2 separate regions of the Homo sapiens genome follow, and region 1 is linked to region 2. A link is a loop called in an ENCODE intact Hi-C map of the cell type or tissue named here. Cell type or tissue: right lobe of liver. All regions are shown on one strand. Links, peaks and the distances in the headings refer to the core of each region. The heading gives the core; the rest is flanking DNA.

The links. Hi-C counts contacts between places; a loop is a spot of excess contacts. Peaks named below come from ENCODE experiments on the same cell type or tissue, not always from the same donor. Only the 100,000 strongest peaks of a DNase experiment are listed, where the experiment ranks them.
Region 1: a loop joins it to region 2, with 6 times the contacts of the local background. A loop is called at or near these places in 18 of 110 quality-filtered maps.

What each region holds. Positions count from the first base shown.
Region 1 is chr10:112,304,583-112,312,464 of GRCh38, forward strand. TECTB (tectorin beta) reads left to right here. Exons shown (of 11, transcript NM_058222.3): 11 at 1-456. It also overlaps the pseudogene GUCY2GP. Among named protein-coding and RNA genes, the nearest start is that of MIR6715B, 8.8 kb to the left of the region's middle. In right lobe of liver, for the core only: CTCF peaks have their summits at 3,479 (motif pointing left) and 3,684; DNase peaks (open chromatin) are centred at 3,439 and 6,129; H3K27ac peaks cover 4,160 bases.
Region 2 is chr10:112,157,355-112,162,354 of GRCh38, forward strand. GPAM (glycerol-3-phosphate acyltransferase, mitochondrial) reads right to left here. Exons shown (of 22, transcript NM_001244949.2): 15 at 4,313-4,383; 16 at 3,250-3,514; 17 at 2,557-2,699; 18 at 962-1,039; 19 at 1-35. Among named protein-coding and RNA genes, the nearest start is that of GPAM, 24 kb to the right of the region's middle. In right lobe of liver, for the core only: no CTCF peak of the experiment used is centred there; a DNase peak (open chromatin) is centred at 2,297; H3K27ac peaks cover 3,301 bases.

The DNA of each region.
Region 1 (7,882 bases), core at 1,358-6,357, 150 kb after region 2:
TGAAAACAACACATGGGTTTGTCTCTCTGTATTTAAGGTATTTGAGAAGTTTTGCAATTTGCAGTTTGATGATTCTTTTACAACTTGTGTTAGTGAACTCAGAGATTAAACTAGTTATGAAATCTCCGGATACATGAAGTGTATGTTTGTTTAGTAATAGGCTAAAGTAAAATGACTCAATTTGGTCTAGACTTGGTCTCTAAGCTGGAGTTCCAACGAGTTTAGGATCTCTTCTTTCTGTAAATTCAGAGTTTTTATAGTCAGGAAAAACAGAAGACATATTTTATTGGTTCTAGTAGAAAACTCTTAAATAGCATACTCATAGCCATGTTCAAATCCTTTGCTGTCAGAATAAACCAATGTTGTATTAGTTTTGCTGTATTTCATCATTGTGTTTTATGATCTTGTATCTCTACCTGGCGCTATGGAATAAATAAAATGCCTTAAAATAAATAACCTATGACTACAGTTTACAGTGTTAATATATCATGTTGACAGCTAATTCCCCAATTCTCCCAGGGGTTTCTACAACTAGAGCTTCGTAGACTCGCATATATGCCACAGACTTTTTTTTTTTTTTTTTTTTTTTGAGATGGAGTCTCGCTCTGTCACCACCCAGGCTGGAGTGCAGTGGCGTGATCTCAGCTCACTGCAAGCTCTGCCTCCCAGGTTCACACCATTCTCCTGTCTCAGCCTCCCAAGTAGCTGGGACTACAGGTGCCCGCCACCACACCCAGCTAATTTTTTGTATTTTTAGTAGAGATGGGGTTTCACCATGTTAGCCAGGATGGTCTCAATCTCCTGATCTCGTGATCTACCTGCCTCAGCCTCCCAAAGTGCTGGAATTACAGGCATGAGCCACTGCACCCGGCTTGCCACAGACTTCTAATTATTCTATCCTACCTTTACATTTAAAAAACTCCCAGTATTGGGTTTCTGATGCAAGGAGGTAAAGCCAATCTGTATGATTAACATTTTGGGGAAAAGGTCTTTTGGGTCATCCCTGCCTATAGAGCCCGAATGTCTCTCACCAGTGACTGGATGTGTTTTGACTTGACATTAACTAACAACCTCATGATGTTTGATTACCCTTCTTGTCTCATAACTTCTTCTTTGAGAAAATAAGACAAGGTACTCTCAAAACAATCTCTTGTAAATTCTCAGTAGTTCTAAACACAATTAGAAACATTAAGAAAAAGAAGAAAACTAATTCTCCCCCAGGTATCCTTAGCTGACATAGAACAAATACTGAATATAGATTTAGAAAAGTGTTCTTATCAAAATTCTTAGTTGTGATCCATAAAGACAGTCTCGCTCTCTCTTTCTCCATGTGCATATGTGTGTGTATGTATGCACGTGTGTGTGTATATATATGAGGGTGTGCATACATATATATGTGCATGTGTGCACACGTGGATGTCTGCATATGCACACGTGTGTTTTTGTGTGTATGTGTGTCTAGATGCCAAATGCTTATGATGTTCAATAAGAAAGGCAGAACTAAATCTATATTACATGAACATAACTTACATAAGCACATGGGCTAGGGCTGGAAGAAAAACAGACACACACACACAATACAAAGACAGGATAATAATAGGCAATTGCCCTACCTGGCCCCATTCCTTCATCTGTGTATTATTTTCTAATGTTCTTTTAATGTCACAGTGATGGACTGCTTAGTTACTGCTACGCTTTTGTATATAGCTCTATTAGTCCTTAATATTGCTTTATGCAATGAAATTATGCTTTCTTCTCCCTAACTAGACTGCAAGCCAAAGATCAAGGGAAAGTTCATATTCTCTTGTGTACCCCAGAATGGCACAGAGTAAGTGCTTAACAAATGCTCCTTGGATTAAAGAAATGTTCACATGAATAGGTGGACGGGTGGGTGGATGGATGGATGGATGGATGGATAGATGGATGGATGGATGGATGGATAGATGGATGGATGGATGGATGGATGGGGACTATCCTAGCTCTCTAGGAGGACTCATAGCAGAGGTGGCCTTGTTTCCTTTCATGGTTGAGCAAGGTGTTTGGGATCCAGAGCCATTATCTCAAGAAAAGGAGTTATGGGGAATGAGAAGATAAATTTGGCTTACTGTCTCCATGCTAAAGTAGCAGGAGAAAGCCCTCCTCTCCTCTTCACATAAATGCCTTCTGCCTTCTCTCCTTTTAAGTATCAGTCTAAAGCCTTCAGTCCCCAATGCTTAAGGCCTCTGGGGAGGAGCGAAGCCTACCACAATGAAAACAGAATTTTCATATAGAAAACAGAGTGTGTGATGGATGTAGAATTCAGTCTTCCCTCTCTGGGCAGAAGCAAAATACTGGTAATGGAAATGCTTAGGATCCCAATGAAGACTGGATTATTTGGGAAGTGAAAGTGCTTTTGTGTCCCTCTTCCTAAAGAAAGGCAAGAATTCCACCAAATCTTTTATATAATTTGGTGTTAAAAGCCTTCAATAAGCCAAAAAGTAGTTTATTTCCCATACAGGTCTCAAAAGTATCTCAGCAAAGGCAGCTCAGAGACCCAGCAAGAAAGAAACTATTTCTGGTCTCATTGATTTTCGCTCCTTCTGTCATGGGAAGTTCAACAGGAAAAGGTCTCAAACACAATATTTCATTCAAATTGCTCTGCCAGATTCAGGAGCAACCACATGAAAGATATCTGGATGTGAGGAGTTGCAAGAGATGAAGAAAGAAGTACTATAAATGCATTAGTGGTTCAGTAAATCTATTAAAACATCCACTCAATAAAACAACATGGAATCCTATTCATTATGTAGAAGAGAAAACCATCGTAGCAGGAATGGATGGGTTCGTCTTTGTCTACTGGAACCTTTTTTAAATTAAACTCTTCATAAATGACTGAGAAATTCTACTTAACATTCAAGCCTTGACTGCAGGAGTTTTTGCTCGGTGAATAGGAGAGAAATTAGGCAATACATCAGGAAGAGGGCATTATGCATTTGGGAGCTGCTCGGCTCACAGTAACTCAGGGCTCAGAACCAGGCTTTCCAATAACTGCAGAGGGCCTGACTGCTTGAAATAGCCTCGGCCCTGTTGGATTTCAGTGGCTGCTCATGCCTTAGAGCTTTTTTTCCTGAACACATTCTCAAGATGCTGTCAGATATGAGCTCCTATCTCCTTGCAAGCTGATTAGCTGATAAGGAAAATCAGCACCAAAGGTTAGAGAGCAGGCATCTTGCACAAGAAAGACAGGCTTCATCCTCTCCACTTTCCCCTCCTGCAGAATGAAACTGGGTTCAACACAAATTCTCAAGTTAATGGGCTGTAAATATCTGGCAGCTAGGGCAGTTGCACAGGGCTGAGAGCCACAAGTCAGCCCTGGCACCCCAGGAAATGAGTTCACCATCTTCAGCTCCTCCAAATCTGCATTTGCTGGAGGCACAGGCTGGGAGCAAACACCTGGAGGTGGAAGAGGGGGCCAGCTAGACGGCTCCCCCTAGTGGGAGACTGGATCAATGCCCCAGAACCACACCTCTTAAATGGGATATCGACTGCATCTTGAAGAAGGGTCCCCAAAGACTTTCATGTGACTCCACAAACATCTTGAAAGAAAATACTCACCTCACAATATCTCTGGGACTTTGGCTTTTTCCTCAGTAAATTCGGGAGTGGAAGAGTGAAGCCTTCTTTATCTTTCAACCAGAAAGTTGTTTGCTCTCCTTTGCCCTGTGGGAGGCAAAGGAAGGCCCTGGGGAATCGCTGGCAGGGTTGGGGTGGGGCTGGCGGGCTGCCTGTAATGCATGGCCTCTGGGCAGATGTCTGAGGTCTGTCTTACTTGCTGGGACAGTGGGAGCTCCCTCCCTCCACAAGCAAAAGGCCTCCTTACAGATAAAATCTTACTGATTTTCTTGGGCTTTGCTGATAAGCCTGCATGGCCAGGCAGCAATGTCCTAGGGGGTGACAGTCCACGGAGACTAAAGCTTGTTGCAAAGAAAATCTTTTAAAAATAATAATAAAATCTACTGCACTCTTAGTATGAGTGGGACACCCAGTGAAGCGCCTCACATCCATGTCCACATTTACTCCTCACATCCACCCTTCAAGGACGGTATTATCACCACCCCCATTTTGCAGATGACAAAAACAAGCCCTCAAACTCAGACAGCTGGTCAGTAGCAGGAATGGGTTCCAAGCTATGGCTAAATGCCGCCTTCTAGAAAAGTCTTCCTCTTACTGAAGTCAGTTGATTGAATACAGAATGCTAAGGCCAGGCTAAGCAAAACTGGGGAGTTGATGCCACTGCCTTCCCTTCTACTTCTTTTTCTGGACTGGGGTGTTCAAGAGGAAGCTAGGGGACCATTTGTAGCCAAAAAAAAAAAAACGAGAGAGAGAAAAGAAAAAAAGAAAGCATTCCCTAAGGGGTTGGTTTAGCTGGGAGTTAAGGTGTTCTCTGTTGAAGATTCCACGTTTGATCATTTGAGGGAACTTCTTCTCCTCTGAAGGAAGAAGATCTGGCAGTCATGAGTGCCTCCAGGGGAACCTTAGAGGTCTCCCTGCATCACTCCATGGAGATGCATCCATCCCGCTAAGTTCCTCGATGTCTCTATCAGAGACCCAAACAGGGCAGGCAGGGCATGGTTGGCCTGGTCTTACCTTGACTGGAATGGTGCCTCTCTTTAGCAAATCGTACCCTCCCAATGCCACCAGGGTGCTTGCAGTGCTCTGAGAGACATGAATCCGGAGAGCTGCCATAAACCAGTCACTGCTTAGTTATCAACTTATCAGTGGAGTGTCAGTGGGGTAGGGGCTGCTTTGGAGAGGGAACCTACACTGCTTGAATTCTCTGATCACCAGGACTTTTCATTAAGCAAATCACAGACGACTTCTCTGAAGTCTGGGACTCTTAGGTTGGGATTCTCAACCATTCTGACATTGCTCAATCATTGTTGAGTCCTGCTCAAAACCTTAGTGCATTCAGTTTGGAAACAGAAGGCAGAACTGATTCAGCATACAAGGTAATCCCCATGGAGGGCAGTTCACTGGGCTCCTCAGCTGGGACATTTTACTGAAAATGTTGTTTGTAACCAGAAATGCAATTAGAATCAGGTCTAGATCCTTTATAAGCAGCTCTAGCTTCAAAGTTTATCCTAAAAACCTTTACTTACAAGATAAGAGAGAGGTTTAAAATTCTTGTTTGAATGCTGGGCATGGTAGCTCACGCCTGTAATCTGAGCACTTTGGGAGGCCAAGGCGGGTGGATCATGTGATGTCAGGAGTTCGGGACTAGCCTGGCCAACATGGTGAAACCCCGTCTCTACTAAAAATACAAAAATTATCCAGGCGTGGTGGCAGATGCCTGTAACCCCAGCTACTGGGGAGGCTGAACCCGGGAGGCGGAGGTTGCAGTGAGCCGAGAGCATGCCATTGCACTCCAGCCTGGGCAACAAGAGCAAAACTCCATCTCAAAAAAAAAAAAAATTCTTGTTTGAGACTCGGTTAACTTAAACAATGAATGTGTTTTTATATAATGTGGAAAATTTACAATATAAAACAATGTTAATCATCTAAGCCTTTTTGAAACTGACATCACTGAGTAATTCTTTTTTACATGTCTCATCTGACAAATGGCATACGAGTGCCTGGGAATGGTAATGCAATAAAATTACTATAAAGCAAAAGAATGTAATATTCCCTGGAGGTCCTGGCTATAGATTTCTTCTGTACCACCAAGAATATACTCTACCTCGGAGAAGGGCAGATTATCACCTATGGGCCAAATCCAGTCCACTACTTGTGTTTGCAAATAAAGCTTTATTGGAACATGGCCATGCCTGTTGATTGACATATTGTCTATTGCTGCTTTTGAGCTACAACAGCACTTAAGTAGTTGCAACAAAGATTCTATGGCCCCTGAAGCCTGAAATATTTACTGTCTGGCCCTGTATAGAAAAGGTTTTCCGGGCCAGGCACAGTGCTTCATGCCAGCTAATCCCAGCACTTTGGGAGGCCGAAGTGGGTGGATCGCTTGAGGTCAGGAGTTCAAGACCAGCCTGACCAACATGGTGAAACCCAGTCTCTACTAAACACACACACACACACACACACACACACACACACACACACACACACACACACATTAGCCGGGCGTGGTGGCGCATGCCTGTAATCCCAGCTACTCAGAAGGCTGAGGCAGGAGAATCGCTTGAACCCAGGAGGCAGAGGTCACAATGACCTAAGATCACACCACTGCACTCCAGCCTGGGTGACACAGTGAGACTCCATCTCAAAAAAAAGAAAAAGCTTTCCAACTCCTGCTCTTCATTTAAGTGATTATATGTGCCTGTGATTGCTTAGGACTGAAAGTCATAGAAAAAAGGAGGCTGCGTGTATTTGCATGGTTCTAACAAGAGCAGAGTGCAAAACCCTGTCTATAAAGCATGTGATCAGTGTTGCCTGAAGTGGATAATGATCTTAACCTCCAGATGGAAAACAGTAGGCAAAAAGCAAATGCATCTTCTAAAAGTATCCCCTGGTTAAAGCTAGGGGCCTGGAGGGAGATAACAATATTGTGTTTACAAAGTGTTGTCAGTGATACCCACGTGAACTGCTGCTCTCCATTCTGGATGCCATGTTGACAGTGTCTCCAAATAGACAGTATCTGGACATGGTAATCCCCAGCACACCAGCCACCACAGGACCTAAAGAATGAAGAACCAAAGGCCATAACCGCTCTGCATTGCCCGAGGCTGGACTCGACGATACGCATCAGATGAACAAATGTAGTGATGCACCCTCTTGGGGCAAATTGGCAATAGGTTTTAGGGTTTACAGAAAGGAAACCGACAGAACCCACAAACACCTGCTGGAAAGCGACATCATCATTAAATGACCATGTCACTCACGAACTAGAGCTGTGAACAATGCCAATAGTGGTACAAACATGGGAGCAATTCATTCTGACTGAGGATCGGGTTTTATCTTTGTTGAGCCTTGGAAGATAGGTAGCATAACTGGCTACAAAATTTGCTGGAACAAGTGCAGAGTGAAAACACAGGACACTCTGTGCAAAAATGATTAAGAATTTCCAGACAGTGACAGAAAGAGCGTGAAACCAAGCATGCATCACTTCTGCACAGATCACATGCCCATGAGTTAGCAAACACAGAGCATATCAAAGGGCATTTGATGCTAAGGCATGGAAGAAAATTAGCCCTGTAGAACCCATCCTGGGTTTTGGTCTCTTCCTTTTTTTTTTTTTTTTTTTGAAAGAGTTTTGCTTTGTTGCCCAGGCTGGAGGCAGTGGCACGATGTCAGCTCACTGCAACCTCTGCCTTTCAGGTTCAAGCAATTCTCACGCCTCAGCCTCCTGAGTAGCTGAGATTATAGGTGCCTGCCACCACACCCAGCTGGTTTTCTGTATTTTAGTACAGACAGGGTTTCACCATGTTGCCCAGGTTGGTCTCAAACTCCTGAGCTCAGGCAATCCACCCATCTCGGCCTCCCAAATTGCTAGGATTACAGGCGTGAGCCACTGTGCCCAGTCCTTACTTTTGGTTGAATACATTGAAGCCATTGTGTGTCCTTGTTGTTACCAAGCAACCTAGCTAAATAGAAATACACATGCAGAGACAATTCAAACTTTTATTTCCCCTAAAGATGTTACTGTTCAATGTCCAGGTTCCTAAAAGCCCTGGACCTAGGAGTGGAACCCGGAACTACCTGCTGCCATCCCTGGACCATCAGGCCATCAGTTTTGTCTACCTGTGTAGAGGCCAATACGAAGCTGGAGCTTCTCCTGGGGCATGTGCCCAATTTGGAAGCAGATGGTGGCACTGAGGAAGTGCAGGGACATGGTGGCAATCTCAGCCACATGCTGGCTTCCATTGTGGTAGGGAGTCCACTAGCCACC
Region 2 (5,000 bases), core at 1-5,000:
GCAAGACTAGGACTGATATCTTCCTGGTCATCGTGCTAGGCCAAGGAGATGATGGATAGTAAATAAATATGCACTGGCACACAAACAACTGCCCAGTGGAGCCAGGACAAGGCAGTCCTCTTCTCTGACCCTTCCTGGCTCTTCTCTGTTTAGCCACTCATAATGTCAGTCCACTTCCCTTCCAAACTCAAACTCAGTCAGGAGACAGCAGGAGACAAAAGAAAGGGCAGGTGGGAGGGGAGAGCTACCAGAAAGAAAGATCAAATAAAAGTACCCCCACATGTTCTAAATTGATATGTACTTTTCCAGGCCATCTCCTCTACACTAAATCTACCAAAATTAAAATAGAATCTCAAAAATGAAAACTGCAGATGTGCAAGCTGCAAGCATACTGATAGGTGTAACGTCTCAACTTAGCATACAAACTTCTGGATGTCACGGAATCAAGTCAGGATATGTTTTAGACAACACAACTTACAAATAGGAACCAAAATATTAAATAATCCCAAAGGACACTTATTCTCCCCATTCTTATTTTTTGCTTCTCTACATCTGAACATGACTATATACCAAATGTAATTATTGGTTTGTTTACTTATTTATGAGACTGAGTCTCACTCTGTCACCCAGGCTGGAGTGCACTGACATGATCTTGGCTCACTGAAACCTCCACCACTCCGATTCTTGTGCCTCAGCCTCCCAAGTAGCTGGGATTACAGGTGTGTGCCACCATGCCCAGCTAATTTTTGTATTTTTAGGAAAGACAGGGTTGTGCCATGTTGGCCAGGCTGCTCTCGTACTCCTGACCTCAGGTGATCCACCCGCCTTCACCTCCCAAAGTGCTGGGATTACAGGCACATGCCACCATGCCTGGCCAATTATTGGTTTAAATAAGTTGTAGAAAAGGTAAGGGAATGAAGAGTAAGTATAAAGACAAATAAAGGAAAGCTCTACCTCTTACCTCTGCCACTGTAAGAATGCCATACTGGATAAACTTTCCTACTGTTTCATGGCAGACTTGGTAAAATGTCTGGCAAGGCTGAAAAGAAAATTCATTTAAATATAAATGCCACCATTTTATACTTCTTTTTTTAAACGCAGAAAACATGGTACAAGGTAGCTGCCAAAGCCTTCCATTCTGTTACCTCCATCACCCCACTGAGCAAGTCCTGTGATTCCCAGTGCCCACTGTCTTGATACACACACGGTCATGGACAAAGCCCAAGAAAAGACCTCTGTCACTTAAAGTTGGCAGAGCACCCAACACTGCACCACCTGCAAGGGGTACTCCTGAGCTCAATTCTCTCCCCACACCCACAGTGTGGAAAGCCCTCTGAAGACTGCTTATCAGCCCCCCACCATCTATTTCTTTTACTTTATAAGACAATTTCTCTGCAATAGTTATCTTATAATAAATACTGTACACAAAAGTGGTGATTGAGGAAAGGCAACATTGGAATAAGTAAATAAATACCAGAGAAAGGACAAGGTCAATCTTGGAAGTCTTATCTGCCCTCATCCCTTCCATCCCACCACCCAAGGTTCATGCAAAACAGATTCCCCAACAGGACCACGAGCACACCTCACACAAAGCATGGCATGGAGGGGGCGGTACTCCTAACACATGCACTCATCTCGTCAACATCTCAAGACACATTCATACAAAAGAAAATATCGGAATTCAAATAAAATATGAATTCTACATGTTGATGACTTTGAGAAGAAGGAAATCTACTACTTAATACATATGTCTCATGATAAATGCCTAAAAGTGTTTGGGTATATAATATAAATGCTCATTAGTACTGCTGGGCTTGGTTTTCCTCATTTGTAAATTGAGAGGTGTTGAGCAGATGATTTTCTTTTTTTTTTTTTTTTTTTTTTGAGATGGAGTCTCGCTCTGTCACTCAGGCTGGAGAACAGTGGCGCAATCTCAGCTCACTGCATCCTCCGCCTCCCAGGTTCAAGTGATCCTCCTGCCTCAGCCTCCAAAGTAGCTGGGACTACAGGCAGGTGCTACTACACCTGGCTAATTTTTTTTTGTATTTTTAGTAGAGACGGGGTTTCTCCACGTTAGCCAGGATGGTCTCGATCTCCTGACCTCGTGATCTGCCCGCCTCAGCCTCCCAAAGTGCTGAGATTACAGGCGTGAGCCACCGCACCTGGCCGAGCAGATGATTTTTAAGGCTGCTTCTGACTCTTACCATCTGTGGTTCCATCATCTACAGGTGGGTGTGTTAATTATTTACAAACCACTGACCCAGTGCCTCACACACAATACGTGCTCACTAGCTTTGGATGTGACTGCCTGAGAACATTGAGCAATCTGTCCTATCATGGCTCATAGCTGCAGGATAGATTCAGTGGAGCAGTGACCCAGAGAGCAAACCAAGATAGTAAATGACATATTGGTTTGGTGGTCACTGAAATCCAGGAGTGGAATATAAAGTATCAACAATGGGTCAAACATTATCTAACAGAAAAACACGGGGGGTTACGTTTTCATGAAAACGCTCAAGAAAAGAGACCAGGCAACACTGAAGGGTCTTCACTCACCAGTGAGATGGTGCCTTCATTGGAGAGAAGGTAGCACAGGCTGGCCGCCTTCCGCACCAGCTGCTCCTGGCTGATCAGGTTAGGTGGGGTGCTAGTGGGACCCCCCAGTCCCCTCTTGTTCAGAACTGCATAAAGGCTGCAAGCTAAGAAAAGAAAAGCAACAATGAAGTTGCCAGCTCAAAGTCTCCAAGAAAAACTTCAACTGGCTTGAATAACCTTAAGAGATTATTAATACATCAAAAATAATGGCCTGTATTTGGAGAAATTTAAGTAAATCCCATAAGACTAAATTCTTATGATTCCATATGATCCCAACTGCATCAAAAACCTTCTCCAAAGACATAAGCCCCCTCTTCTCTCCTTCCTCTCTTTTCTCTTAATCACAAATGAGGCCCTCCACTCACTTTGCTGCTCTGTGTATGTCTCATCTCAGTTAGATTTTCAGCTCCTGGATAGCAAGACACTCTACCTCTCCTGAAAAATAAGGGTAATGCTATACAAACGGTAATTCAGTAACTACTCATTGTAAACAGTGATATAACAGGAGATTACATTTTCGTTTGAAAACTAAAATTATAGCCACATTCCCTCAAGCAAGGGGCTATCACCCAAATTAAAGCAGATACCACTATGTGTTTTAGGCCTTTTTATTTTCCATGAAAATTACTGAAAATATTTCAAGGTCTGACATACCTATGATGGCCTCCATGATAAAGACATGAAGTACCCCATTGCTGTAGAAGTTGAGTTCGAAGACTGATGGGACAGTTGTGCTGGGGGTGATAAAAAACTCATCGTTCCTGCTAGTGTGGGTGATTGTGACACAATTTCCCAGCAGCTGTATGGCATGCATTACTACATCTTCTGAATTTCCTGAGAACCCCAGGTCAAAATCACGAGCCAGGACTTCCTCTTTCATCACAAAGAAGTCTTCGACCAATGTGGAGAGATCAATTCCCTAAAGAAAGATGGAAACGGTATCATGATGGTGGAAAACCTACTTTCCAAAAAGCTGAGAGGCCAACATTCCAAGACTTTCTTCTTGCCTTGGCTTTCCTGCAGCTCACTGCTAGCACATAGAGAAGTAGGGCCAGAACACCAATGCAGAGCGAGTCAGAAAACTACTTAAAAAGCTGGTCCTCCAGGAATGTCAAGGTATTACACATGCTAGTGAACACTCTAGCCATGACACATGATATGCACACATAAGATCACAAGGGGGAGGAAAAAAGCCATCTGCAAGTAAGGAGTGCTTATTTTTTAGCAAAATTTCCTTCATTTTAAATATTTATCTGGCAAATATTTATTTGGTGCCTATATATATTGGCACTGTTTGGTGTTGAGAATATGACTGAACAAGACTGGTGTGGTCTCTTCCATCATAAAGCTCAGACAAATGTATTTTGGGAGGATAAAGGGTGGGTTCTAAAATGCCAGTCAATTCATTTGGAAAGCATTTGCTTTCAGAATATATACCACATGTTAATGAGTTAGACCTTATTTACATTAACAGTATTAATCAAGCAATAGCTTAGTACTATATATATTAAGCAGTCTGTTTTGTTTTGTTTTTAAATGTAGATTCTTCCTCCACCAAGTTGATAAGCTCCTTTGGGCAGGGTCCTCAGCTTATTTTACTGTTTACCTCATAGTACTAGCCATGAGTGGGCCAAATCTGCCCCTGAGTATGTATCTGAGCAGCTGACAAAACATTCTCCTGCTTCCTACTTAACTGCAGGTGACATTGCAGACATACCTGCCTGTGTCTGTAGAGGAGCAGGCAAGCCACAATGTGTGTGGACATAATGGCACAGGACTTGCTAGCAGCTGGAAGGCAAACACAAAGCTTTTTTTAGTTGCACTTTTTACAAACATAGCTGAACTTTTTTGAAATACCTAAATTTTAAACAGGAGTATTTAAAACTGTGAAAGTCTTCTATCACATTTCCCATAAGTGTGATTTACCAAAAGGAAGTTATAATACTACAGTGTTCTGGTATAATGGAACCTCATTAGAGATCACTATTCATCATACAACAGGCTAAGTAAGACAGGTCCAACTTCAATCCAGGCCAGTGGAATTTAGTTACTGAATGACGAAGAGACACTTTTATTGAAATATCAAGACCCAAAGTACAAGGCTGTTTTAGTTCTACGGGATCTCCCATTTCCATATTCCTTTACTTGCTCCCACCTACAGTCTATTATAACTACAACTCTACTTCACTCTTCTTGCTGGTATTCACCATATTAAAACGAAGGTGTAGTAGAAGGATAACAGCTGACTTGAAGTCAGAAAAATCTGGGCTCAAATCCTAATTTACTCACTAACTAACTTCATGACTTGGGGCAAATTACTTAAATTCCTGGCCTCACCTTCCTTGCTGATAAAATGAAAATCCTACCTAGCTCATTAGACCACATGAGAATAAAATGACTGGCCC